2 separate regions of the Homo sapiens genome follow, and region 1 is linked to region 2. Evidence: read pairs that join two places in POLR2A ChIA-PET (ENCODE). Cell type or tissue: MCF 10A. All regions are shown on one strand. Links, peaks and the distances in the headings refer to the core of each region. The heading gives the core; the rest is flanking DNA. Region 1 has its middle 27 kb from the start of GOLGA6L2. Region 2 overlaps CYFIP1 (cytoplasmic FMR1 interacting protein 1).

Region 1 (5,374 bases), core at 225-5,224, 470 kb before region 2:
GGACTGACTCACTGTCTAAAAATACATATTGTCTCATGTTGGCGGGTGCTGCTTTGATCACTGTTTGCACTCAATCTAGTCTTTTTCTGCTTGACTTTGAGGTCTTCGTGGGCAAGGTCTGAGTTTTCGCCACTCTGAGTCCCCAGGGCCAGGTTCCTGCTGCAGCCTGGAGCCAGAAAGGAATCTGGGAGGAAGAGGTTGTGTGTTGGGGCCAGCAGACTAGGGGACAGATTCTGCCCTGCCACTCATTTGCTGTGCAACCCTCAGCAAAGCACCCAACCTCTCTGAGCCCTAGCTTCCCCATCTGTGAAGTGGGGATCACAAGGCCCATCCTGCAAGGTGGTTTCCAGGGTGAAAGTAGAAAAGGAGGCCTGTTCCTACAGCCTGTGTGTCTTGGGAGGCACTGCTCGTCATCTGTGATCCTTTTCTACCTGATTACAGGAAACGGGAGTGATCCGCTCACTGACCCCTGGCTGGGCTTTTCTCTGCCAGTGAAATCATCTGAAATTGTCCAAGGAAATCAGGAACCTGAGCCGAAGCCAAGTCACCGAGCTTGGTGCCAAGCACTGGGGGAACTCCGGTTACAGAAAAAAGTGGAATCCACAGGCCCCAGGCTGAACATGGAACTAATTTGGGAGGCAATGAGAAGGAGCAGAACATAAGGTGGAGCCTGGGAGGCAGGTCTGCCCCGAGCCAGGATGCCGTCCAGGTGGGGTATCTGGGGCTCCTTGAAATTTTCGAGGTCCTGCTTCTGAAGTGGGGAGAGCCAGGACATGATGGGGACCCACTTTGGGATCTCTGAGTCTGGCTGTGCAGAGACTCAGGGCATGGGCCTGGGGTCGGAGCAACTGCAATCACATCCTGACTTGCCCCCTCGATGCTGTGTGACCCGGGGCCTGTCACTTCACTTCTCTGAGCCTCAGCTGCCGCATCTGTGAATGTACGATCTAGGGATCCCTTGCTCAGAGGGCTGCTTCAAAGAAGGCTCAGTACCATGCCAGGCACGTAAGCCACTCTCAGGAAATCAGACATGTCGAGACATGACATGGAGGGTGGGGGGCAGCATTGGAGGAGCAAAGACCAGTAACATCTCCCTCATTCATCTGTTCGTTCAGCAGATACTTACAGAACATGCAACCTACGACAGACTGGGGAACACAGGAGGGAACAAGACAGACCTAGCCCCACCCAAAAGGAAACAAATAGTGTGTATCTAATTGTAATCATCCTATGAAGGATAAGAACAGGGTGCTTGGATAAAAAAATAACTGGGGTGGGCCAGGCGTGGTGGCTCATGCCTGTAATCCCAGCACTTTGGGAGGCCGAGGTGGGCGGATCACCTGAGGTCAGGAGTTTGAGACCAGCCTGGCCAACATGGCAAAACCCCATCTCTACTAAAAGATACAAAAATTAGCCAGGCATGGTGGTGGGCACCTGTAGTCTCAGCTACCGGGGAGGCCAAGGTGGGAGGATCGCTTGAACCCGGGAGGTGGAGGTTGCAGTGAGCTGAGACCGTGCCACTGCACTCCAGCCTGGGCGACAGAGTGAGACTCTGTCTCAAAAAAAAAAAAAAAAAAAAAAAAAAAAAGAAAGAAAGAAAAGAAAAAGTAAAAGTAAAGAGACAATGCACCCAAAATTTTGACGGATGGATGTGCGATCACTCAAATTTAGTAAAATGTTAGTGAGTTGATGTTGCTGTTTCAAAATTTTCATAATAAAATGTTGGGGGAAAGTAACAAAACCAAGAAAAAAAAGAGGTAGATACAAATTCTTTAACGGCTCTCCTTTCCTACAGAACAGTGTCCAGGTGCTTAGCTGGGCAGCCACCCCACAAATCCTTGCCTCACGCCCCAAACTCACTCTAAGTGTGTAGCCCTGGGCACACCCTCAAACCTCTCTGAGGCTGCAGTCCTGGTTTCGTAGGAAGTGAGAGGCCCTCCTCCGGGAGAGGCGAGGCTGAGATGCACACAGCTGTTTTCAGAGCAGCAAGGCCACTTCAGCAACACCCAGAACTTAGGGAGGACCTGGTCAACCAGTCTTACTGGGGCCTGGGAGACTCCCCACTGACACAAACTCCCTTCCTGTTTGCACTGGGGACGTTCAGTCCCTTGGATGATCCATTCACTGGTCCAATAGATATTTTCTGTGTGCCAGGCCCTGCACGGGGCACTGCAGTGTGAAGTCTGTCAGGTTCTTCCCTTTAAAGAACACCCCCAAGACACAGACAGATCCAATCCAGTGAGACACACACTCCGAGGGAGCCGATTCCAGCACCACAGCACAAATCCTGCAAATTCCAGCCTGGATAGACGCCAAGCCGCACGGCCAGGCCTCAGACTGACTCCCGCCTCAGTCTGGAACCTCAGCACAGGAAGGACCCTCGTGTTGGGATGTCCAGGCCCCGCCCCAGCCCTATGGCCCCTGCCCCTCCTCAATGAACTAACTTGAGCTCCCCGCCCTCTGGGGACAGAAGCCCCCCAGTGAGTCTGCTGCAGTCACAACAAAAGGTAATGGGGGCCAGGCGCAGTGGTTCACGCCTGTAATCCCAGCACTTAGAGGTTGAGGTGGGCATATCACTTGAGGTCAGGAGTTTGAGACCAGCCTAGCCAACATGGTGAAACCCCATCTCTACTAAAAGTACAAAAATTAGCCGGCAGTGGTGGCATGCACCTGTAATCCCAGCTACTCAGAGGCAGGAGAATCACCTGGACCCGGGAGGCGGAGGTTGCAGTGAACCGAGATCACACCACTGCACTCCAGCCTGGGTGAGAGAGGGAGACTCCGTCTCTAAAAAAAGCAATGGGGTTGTGGTGTCCACTTGGGAAGAGCTGGGGAGGCAAAGGGAATAGGAATGATCTACTCCCCTGCCAGCCAGGCTGAGGCTGTGATCCAGCACAGAGGACCGGAGTCAGGACAGCTTAGAGGGGCCCACCCAGTTTAGAGATCACGTTCTCCAATTCGGCCAGAATTATACCTACGTCCTCCTCAAGCGAGGCATGGGCCCAGAAATTATGCTTAGGGTCTCCTTCCAGCTTCACGACAGCCTCAGGAGGTAGATGCTGTCATGACCCCCACTTTGTAGGCGGGGAAACTAAAGTTCAGAGAAGTCTCATAACTTGCCCCAGGTCACACAGAGCCAGCCATGGCCACTGCCTCTACTTAAACAAGAGCAACAACAATCATGACAGCTGGAGTCACTTTACATGCATTATCTCATTTGACCAGAAGTAGGAAAACTTCTTGTCTCCATTTTACAGAGCAGAAAACTCAAGTTCAGAGAGACTCAATAACTTGCCTGAAACAACTGAATGGGAAGATGGCAGAGCCAGCCTACGACAAACAGGATAACAATAAGAATGGCAGCTATATTCATTCTGTATTGCTGCTCCAACAAGCTTCCACAAACTTAGTGACTTAAAATAAGATACATTTATTCTCTTACCGTTCTGGAGGTCCGACGTCTAAAATCAAGGTGTCAGCAGAGCTTGTTTCCTCCAGGGCGTTCTGAGGGAGAATCTGAGTCCTTGTCTTTTCCCGATTCTACAGGCCTGCCGCAGAGCAGGTGCCTCCACCTTCAAAGCATGCATTCCACCCTCTGCTTCCAGCCTCACATCTCACATTTCTTCTTGCCCTGCCCACCATCTCTTATAGGGACCATTGTGGCCAGGTGTGGTGACTCATGCCTGTAATCCCAGCACTTTGAGAGGCCAAGGCCACCTGAGGTCAGGAGTTCGAGACCAGCCTGGGCAACATGGGGAAACCCCCATCTCCACTAAAAATACAAAAAGTAGCTGGGCATGGTGGTGCACACCTGTAATTCCAGCTACTCAGGAGGCTGAGGCAGGAGAATCGCTTGAACCCAGAAGGCAGAGGTTGCAGTGAGCCGAGATCGAGCCTGCACTCCAGTCTGGGCAACAGAGTGAGACGCTATCTCAAAAAAAAAAAAAAAGACCCTTGTGATTGCATCATTGGGCCCCTCGGGGATAATCCAGGTGAATTCCTTCGTCTCAGGAGACTTAATTTGATCACACCTGCAAAGCCCCTTTTACAATGTAAATTACCACTTTCACAGGTTCTGGGGATTAGGATGTGGACCTCTTTGGGGGACCATGAGTCCATCCACCGCATTAGCTAACATTCATGGAGCTCTTGCTAAGTGTCAGGCCCTGTGCTGAGCATTCTGCATCATTTTCGACCTGCACATCTCACACTTTTTAAAATGTTTTATTTACATAAATTTATGGGGTACAAATACAATTTCATTACATGCATAGATTGTGTAATAGTCAGGTCAGGGCTTTTAGGATCTCCATCATCCCGATAACATACATTGTACCCATTCAGTGATTTCTTTTAGTTGTTGTTGCTTGCTGCTGTGTTTTTTTGAGACAGAGTCTCGCTCTGTCACCAGGCTGGAGTGCAGGCTCAATCTCGGCTGACTGCAACCTCCACCTCCCGGGTTCAAGCTATTCTCCTGCCTCAGCCTCCTGCGTAGTTGGGATTACAGGTGCCCGCCACCACGCCCGGCTAATTTTTGTACTTTTAGTAGAGACGGGGTTTTGCCATGTTGGCCAGGCTGGTCTCGAACTCCTGACCTCAGGTGATCCACCTGCCTCAGCCTCCCGAAGTGCTGGGATTACAGGCGTGGGCCACCGTGCCCAGCCTATTTTTGTTTTTTTAAACAGGTTCTCATTTTGTCACCTAGGATGAAGTACAGTGGTGCAATCATGGCTCACTGCAGTCTCTATCTCCCAGGCTCAAACGATCCTCCCATCTCAGCTTCCTGAGTAGCAGGGACTACAGGTGCGTGCCACCATGCCCAGCTAATATTTTGCATTTTTTGTAGAGATGGGGTCTTGCCATGTTGCCCAGGCTGGTCTTGAACTCCTGGGCTCAAGTGATCCTCCTGCTTTGGCCTCCCAAAGTGCTAAGATTACAGGTGTGAGCCACCTCACCTGGCAGCCATTAAACTATTTCTCATGGTTCACAGTGGTGGATGAACTGCCAGAATTTACATTCACTCTCCTGAATCTCCATTGTTTATTATTCCACTCTCTGTGGAGCCATGTGTATGCATTTTTTAGCACCCACTTGGGAGTGAGAACATGCAATATTTGTCTTTCTGTATCTGGCTTATTTCACTTAAGATAATGACCTCCAGTTCCATGCATGTTGCTACAAAAACATCTCACACTTTAATGTACACACAGATCACCTGGGGGTCTTGCTAAAATACAGATTCTGGTTCAGTAGGTCTGGATTTCTAACAAATGTCCAGGTGATACTGAGCTATTGGTCCAGAGACCACTCTTTTTTATTTTATTTTAATTTTATTATTTTTGAGACAGAGTTTCACTCTTGTTGCCCAGGCTGG
Region 2 (5,374 bases), core at 288-5,287:
TGACCACTTTAGGTAATTTATATGAGTGGAATCATGCGGCGTTTTTTCTTTTGTGACTGGCGTATTTCACTTAGCCTAAGGTCGTTAAGGTTCAACCATGTTGTAACTTGTCAGAATTTCCTTTCTTTTAAGGCTAACATTCCACTGACCACATAAATACTGTTATTTTTATACAAAGAAAGAAGTCTGCAAGCACTGGCTTGGAACAAGCTGCGCATCTGGCGTTTTTCCATGGGTTCAACAAGCTGCGTTATCTGGTGTTTTTCCGTGGGTTCAACAAGCTGCGCATCTGGCGTTTTTCCGTGGGTTCGACATCAGTGGTCCCTGCTGTGGATCACAGCTGACGCACGAGCAGTTCTCCCCCGAGCCTGTCTGTGGCGCCCCTCCCCACCTTCCTCCACCATGGGGTCATCTTGGCCTCTCCTGGGCAGAGGCCGGGGAGGAAGGCGAGTCCCTGTGGGTGCTGCGCGGGGTCAGGGGCTGTTGCCATGTGGGATCTGTGGCTTCCCAGGGTGCTCGGTCCGACCTGTCTTCTTGTTGACCCGCGTGGGGCCCGGGCATGACTGGACACGCCCCCAGGCCTCTCCTGGCACTATCTGGGTTCAGGCCGCAGAAAGGGCAGACTGCGGGACTCTGGGCTGGAGTCGCAGGACACGGGCAGCCCCTATGGGGCCGAAGCACGTCCTCAGGCAGCCTGGCCCCTCCGAGCGGCATCACCCTGAGGTGCCTGCGTGGACACCAAGGGCAGGCCCCCCATGCTGGCTCTGCAGGCAGCGCTGGGGCTGGACCCTGCACCCACCCGGCCGGGGCTGCCCTGCACTGCTCCTTTCTGAGGTGTGTGGAACAGGAAGCTGTGATGTGGAGGGAAGTGGACGAGAGTTTCTGCTACATGTAGATTTCTAGTGAGGAACATGCAGCAGTGACCGGCTGCGGTCGGGGGCGTTCCCTTACGTGTCGGGGAGGTCCAGGTGGCTGGCGGTGCGGCCGGTGCCTCTGTTCTCCCTCATTTCCAGTCAGTTCCTGAGAAAATGGGTGGCGTCTCCAGCCGCCATTGGGGATTGGCCTGCAATTGTTTCCATGTATCTGTGGAACCGGCCCAACACCCCGCGTGGATGCCTGAGCCTGGAGACTGTACTGAACCCTGCGTAGTCTATGTTTTTCCGTACTTGCATACCAGTGACGAACTTTAATTGGTAAATTAGGCACGGTAAGAGATTACAATAATAATAGAACAGTTGTAACAATATACTGTCATAAAAGTTATGTGAACGTGGTCTCTCTCTCTCTCTCTTGCCCTTTGGTGCCCGCCGTGAGATGGCGGTGAGATGGGCGGCGCAGGCATTGCAATGCAGCCTTAGGCCGCTGCTGACCTTGACCAGCCTGGCCATACCGCTGCAGTCCCATGCTGGCGACCCAGCCGGCTACTGTGTGGCTCACAGGCGGGTCGCACATACAGCTTGGACACGCTGGACAAGGGGATGGTTTGTGTCCTGGGTGGGAGGAGCAGGACGGTCTGAGAGTTTATCATCCTACTCAGAACAGCGCACAGTTTAAAACTTACGGAGTGTTTGTGAATGGAGTTTTCCGTTTAATATTTTTGGAGTGCAGTTGACCTCTGGTCATTGAAATCGTGGAAAGTGAAACTGAGATTCGGGGGTGGCTATGGCATTTCTTCTTCCAGCTCTGTCAGCTTTTGCCTAGTGTAACGTGAAGGAAGCTTTTTGGCCGGGTGCATTCACATTGAGGGTTGTTCTGGCTCCTTGGGGAGCTGACCCCTTCCTTCTCTCTCTCTGATGAGTTCCTTGCTCGGAGGCTGGCTGGGTCTGGTGCTGACAAAGCCACCCCAGCTTCCTTTTGGCCAGCGCTTGCCTGGTTCACCTTTTTCCCCTTTTGCTTTCGACTTACCTACCTGTATCAGTATATTTGAAGTAAGTTTCTTGTAGATGGCATATGGTTGGGTTAGGATTTTATTTATCTGTTCTGACAACCTCTTCTAATTGGTGTTTTTAGATTATTATGATAGTGTAATTATCAATGTGTTTCGATTCAGGTCTACCATTTTATTATCTGACTTCTGTTAGATCACTATCTTTATCATTGCTCTATTTCCTTTTAGGTTTTTAAAAACATAGTATTCTGTTTTAATTTATTCTAAATTATATGTTATCTATTTTGCTTTGGATAGCTTTTTTAAAAAGTATGTTAATTTTTCTTTTTTTAAAAGAGGCAGGATTTCACTGTGTTGCCCAGACAGGCCTTGAACTCCTGGACTCAAGTGATCCTCCCTTCTCAGCCTCCCAAGTAGCTGGGACTGCAGCGCCTGGCTGTACAGCTTTCTTCGGTGGTTGCTCTAAGGATTTCGAAGTCCATGCTTATTAACATTTCATATTCTGCTGAGGATCTGAAAAGTCTGCTTTTTACTACTTCTAGTGGGACATAGAAATCTTACCCCATCCAGGTTTCCCCTCCCCCTTTTAGATTACAGTTGTCTTGTTTATATGATTTATACAATTATATACCTAGAAATATTTTATAATTTACTTGTTATGTATTTGTGTAATTTACATTTATGTACACTGAAAGGCCCATTAGACAGTACTTTGATTTTTGCTTTTAACCGCCAAGCACTTTGGAAGAGCTGTGGGGTCGTTGTGTGTCCTGCGCCCTCGCCGCTTAGCCTGCCTACTGCCTCTGCTTTGTGGTTCGTAGCCCATGCCTCCTTCCACCTCCCTTCCTGTCAGCCTGTACCGCTGGCCAGCATGCTCTTTGTTTTCCTCCTCTGCCCACGTCCTGGCTTCACCTTCCTTCCTGGAAGACACGTTCCCATCTTGAGGGAGGATCCCAAGTTGGCACCTCCCCGCTTTAGGCTTAGGCGCATTGTGCCCGCCTTCCGGCCCGCCTGGTCCCCGCTTTAGGCTTAGGCACATTGTGCCCGCCCTCCGGCCTGCCTGGTCCCCGGGGGGAATCCGCGGCCCTCCCACTGTTGCTCTGTGCTCTGCTGAGCGTCATTTCTCCTGCTGTTTTCAAGATCTGTTTTCCTTTATCTTTAGTGTTCAGCAGTTTGACCGTGATGTGTCTGGGTGTGGATTTCTTGTTTGTCTTGTTTGGGATCCATAGAGCTTCTTGAATCTGTAGACAAAAGACTTTCTCCAAATTTAGGGTGTTTTCTGTCATTTTTTTCAGCTGTTTTTCATCACTGCTTGGTTTCCCCTTTTCCTTTTGCACTCTCATGGCACAGATGTTAGACCTTCTCTCTTGTCCTGAAGATCCCCAAAATTTTTTCAATCTTTTTTTCTCTCTGGTATTCAGATTAGAAAACTTAACATTGCTCTATCTTCAAGTTCACTGAATCTTTCCTGAGGTTTTTTTTTTTTTTTACATTTCAGTAGTGTGTCTTTTAGTTTTGAAATTTCCATTTGGTTCTTCTTTATATCTTGTTTTGTTTGCCTTTTGCTGATTTCCATTTTTTCATTCAGTTTGGGAGTGTTACAATCGTTAGAGCATTTCATAGCACAGTAGTTGCTTTAAAGTCGGGTGGATAATTGCAGCACCTGTGTTATTTTGGCATCTGTTGATTCTCTTTTCCTGTAGGAGCCCATACGTTCCTCGTTCTTTGTGTGCTGAGTAATCTGGGCTGTAAGTGGATGGTTGGATGTTATGATATGAGATCTGGGTCTTGTTAAAATCCTAGGAGGATGTTGATATTTTTATTTTAGAAAGCAAACACCCTGAGGAGACTTGGGCTGTGGTTCTGACTTGCCTTCAGTGGGTGGCAGCTCCATGTCAATTCTGGCTTCACAGCCTCCTGCACTGCCACTTGGACCTGCCCCCTGTGTGCCGCTGGTGGCTGTCTGGCTGTGGTCTCAGGGTTTGGGGTGTGAAGAGGATCAGATCCACACCCCTGCAGCTTGAGGATGGGCTTGAAGCTCATGAGCAATTTTGTCGGCTGGCTCTTCTGAGCTGCTTCCTCTCCACACTGCCACTGGGGCTTCCTGGGTCCCTGGAGAGCTTCCCTTCTCCACCCTCAGCCAGTGCAGTGGGACTGACTACCCGTTCCACTGTGCACCTCCATGCCTGCGCCAGTGCTGGAGGAGGGATTTGGGGCTCCTTCTGTTCAGTGTCTCCTCCAGGCCACCTGCTGCTCTTTCCTTCATAGAATGTGGCTCAGCTGCCCCTGGTCCCATCCCAGGGCAGAGCTCCTCCTGAGTACCCTTGAGACTGGAGCAGATTCAGCAGAAGGCAGATTGCCCCCTCTCCCTGGAGCTGGCTCTGAAGGTGTGTTTAGACGATGTCTGCCTTCATTTCTGCACCTCTGCTCCAGCTGCGGTGTGGCACTTTCTGTCCCCTGCGGCAGCCCCATACTCCTTGCAATCTCAGCCTGTCTGTGCAGCTAGACAGCTGGTGTTGGGCGGCAGGGCGCTCGTCTTTTCCATGTCAGGCCCTAGTGTGTTTGGAGGCACCACCTGGGAGGTGGCTGCATTTAGGGAGGCTCTGCTGGGCAGATGTGGCATTGGAGAGGTGCTGCCCCTCCAGCACTTTGAGGGGGTCGTCAGACCCTCGAGAGAGTCCTCAGCACCAGCAACTCAGGACGGCGGCCCCCATGGTGGGAAGGATGGCAGGAACCATGTGCCCCATACTGTGACCCTCCTGGAGGCCAGGAGAGCCTGTTCTCAGCGAGTGTGGAAGGATAAGCTGCACAGGGCCTCCCAGCCTGCTGGCCCACGTGCCCTGAGAGAGACACGCAACTCCCAAGGACTGATCATGCCCCTGTCAGCCATGTCCGGTGCCCTCGGGAGAGCGGGAAGGGGTTAGAGGCCTGGGTACCCAACCTCGAAGCTTGTTGGGTGTCCCCTCCTTCTCCTCACAGAACAGGGGTCCTTATGTGTTGTTCCAGCCCAGGATGGCGGCCCAGGTGACTCTGGAGGACGCGCTGTCCAACGTGGACCTCCTGGAGGAGCTGCCCCTGCCCGACCAGCAGCCCTGCATCGAGCCCCCGCCATCCTCGCTGCTCTACCAGGTGGGTGCCCAGCAGCTGCAGGGCGTACAGCCTGTGCTCCGACCCCACATGATGTTTTTCTCTTCCTTTCCTTCAGCCAAATTTCAACACTAACTTTGAAGACAGAAATGCATTTGTTACTGGCATCGCAAGATACATTGAACAAGCCACCGTCCACTCTAGCATGGTAATGTTGCGGTGTGTCTTTGTTTCTCTCTGCAGAGAAGGGCGTGTTTGAAGGACAGATGTATACTTTTTGGTATTATCCCAATAGACTATGCAGTGAGGAAAAAGAGAAGAAAATGAATGAAATGCCTTATATTTTTAAGACAGTCTTTGCTTTTCTTAGTGTAAAAACAATACATGCTGGTTCTGAAA

The links. Peaks named below come from ENCODE experiments on the same cell type or tissue, not always from the same donor. Only the 100,000 strongest peaks of a DNase experiment are listed, where the experiment ranks them.
Region 1: POLR2A ChIA-PET joins it to region 2 with 5 read pairs; 3 of 35 experiments call an interaction of 5 or more read pairs at or near these places.

Annotation. Positions count from the first base shown.
Region 1 is chr15:23,417,946-23,423,319 of GRCh38, reverse strand. No RefSeq gene overlaps it. Among named protein-coding and RNA genes, the nearest start is that of GOLGA6L2, 27 kb to the left of the region's middle. In MCF 10A, for the core only: no CTCF peak of the experiment used is centred there; no DNase peak of the experiment used is centred there.
Region 2 is chr15:22,946,812-22,952,185 of GRCh38, reverse strand. It overlaps CYFIP1 (cytoplasmic FMR1 interacting protein 1), which reads left to right. Exons shown (of 31, transcript NM_014608.6): 2 at 4,895-5,017; 3 at 5,094-5,183. The coding sequence starts at 4,901. Among named protein-coding and RNA genes, the nearest start is that of CYFIP1, 31 kb to the left of the region's middle. RefSeq lists an enhancer at 4,374-5,058. In MCF 10A, for the core only: no CTCF peak of the experiment used is centred there; a DNase peak (open chromatin) is centred at 2,825.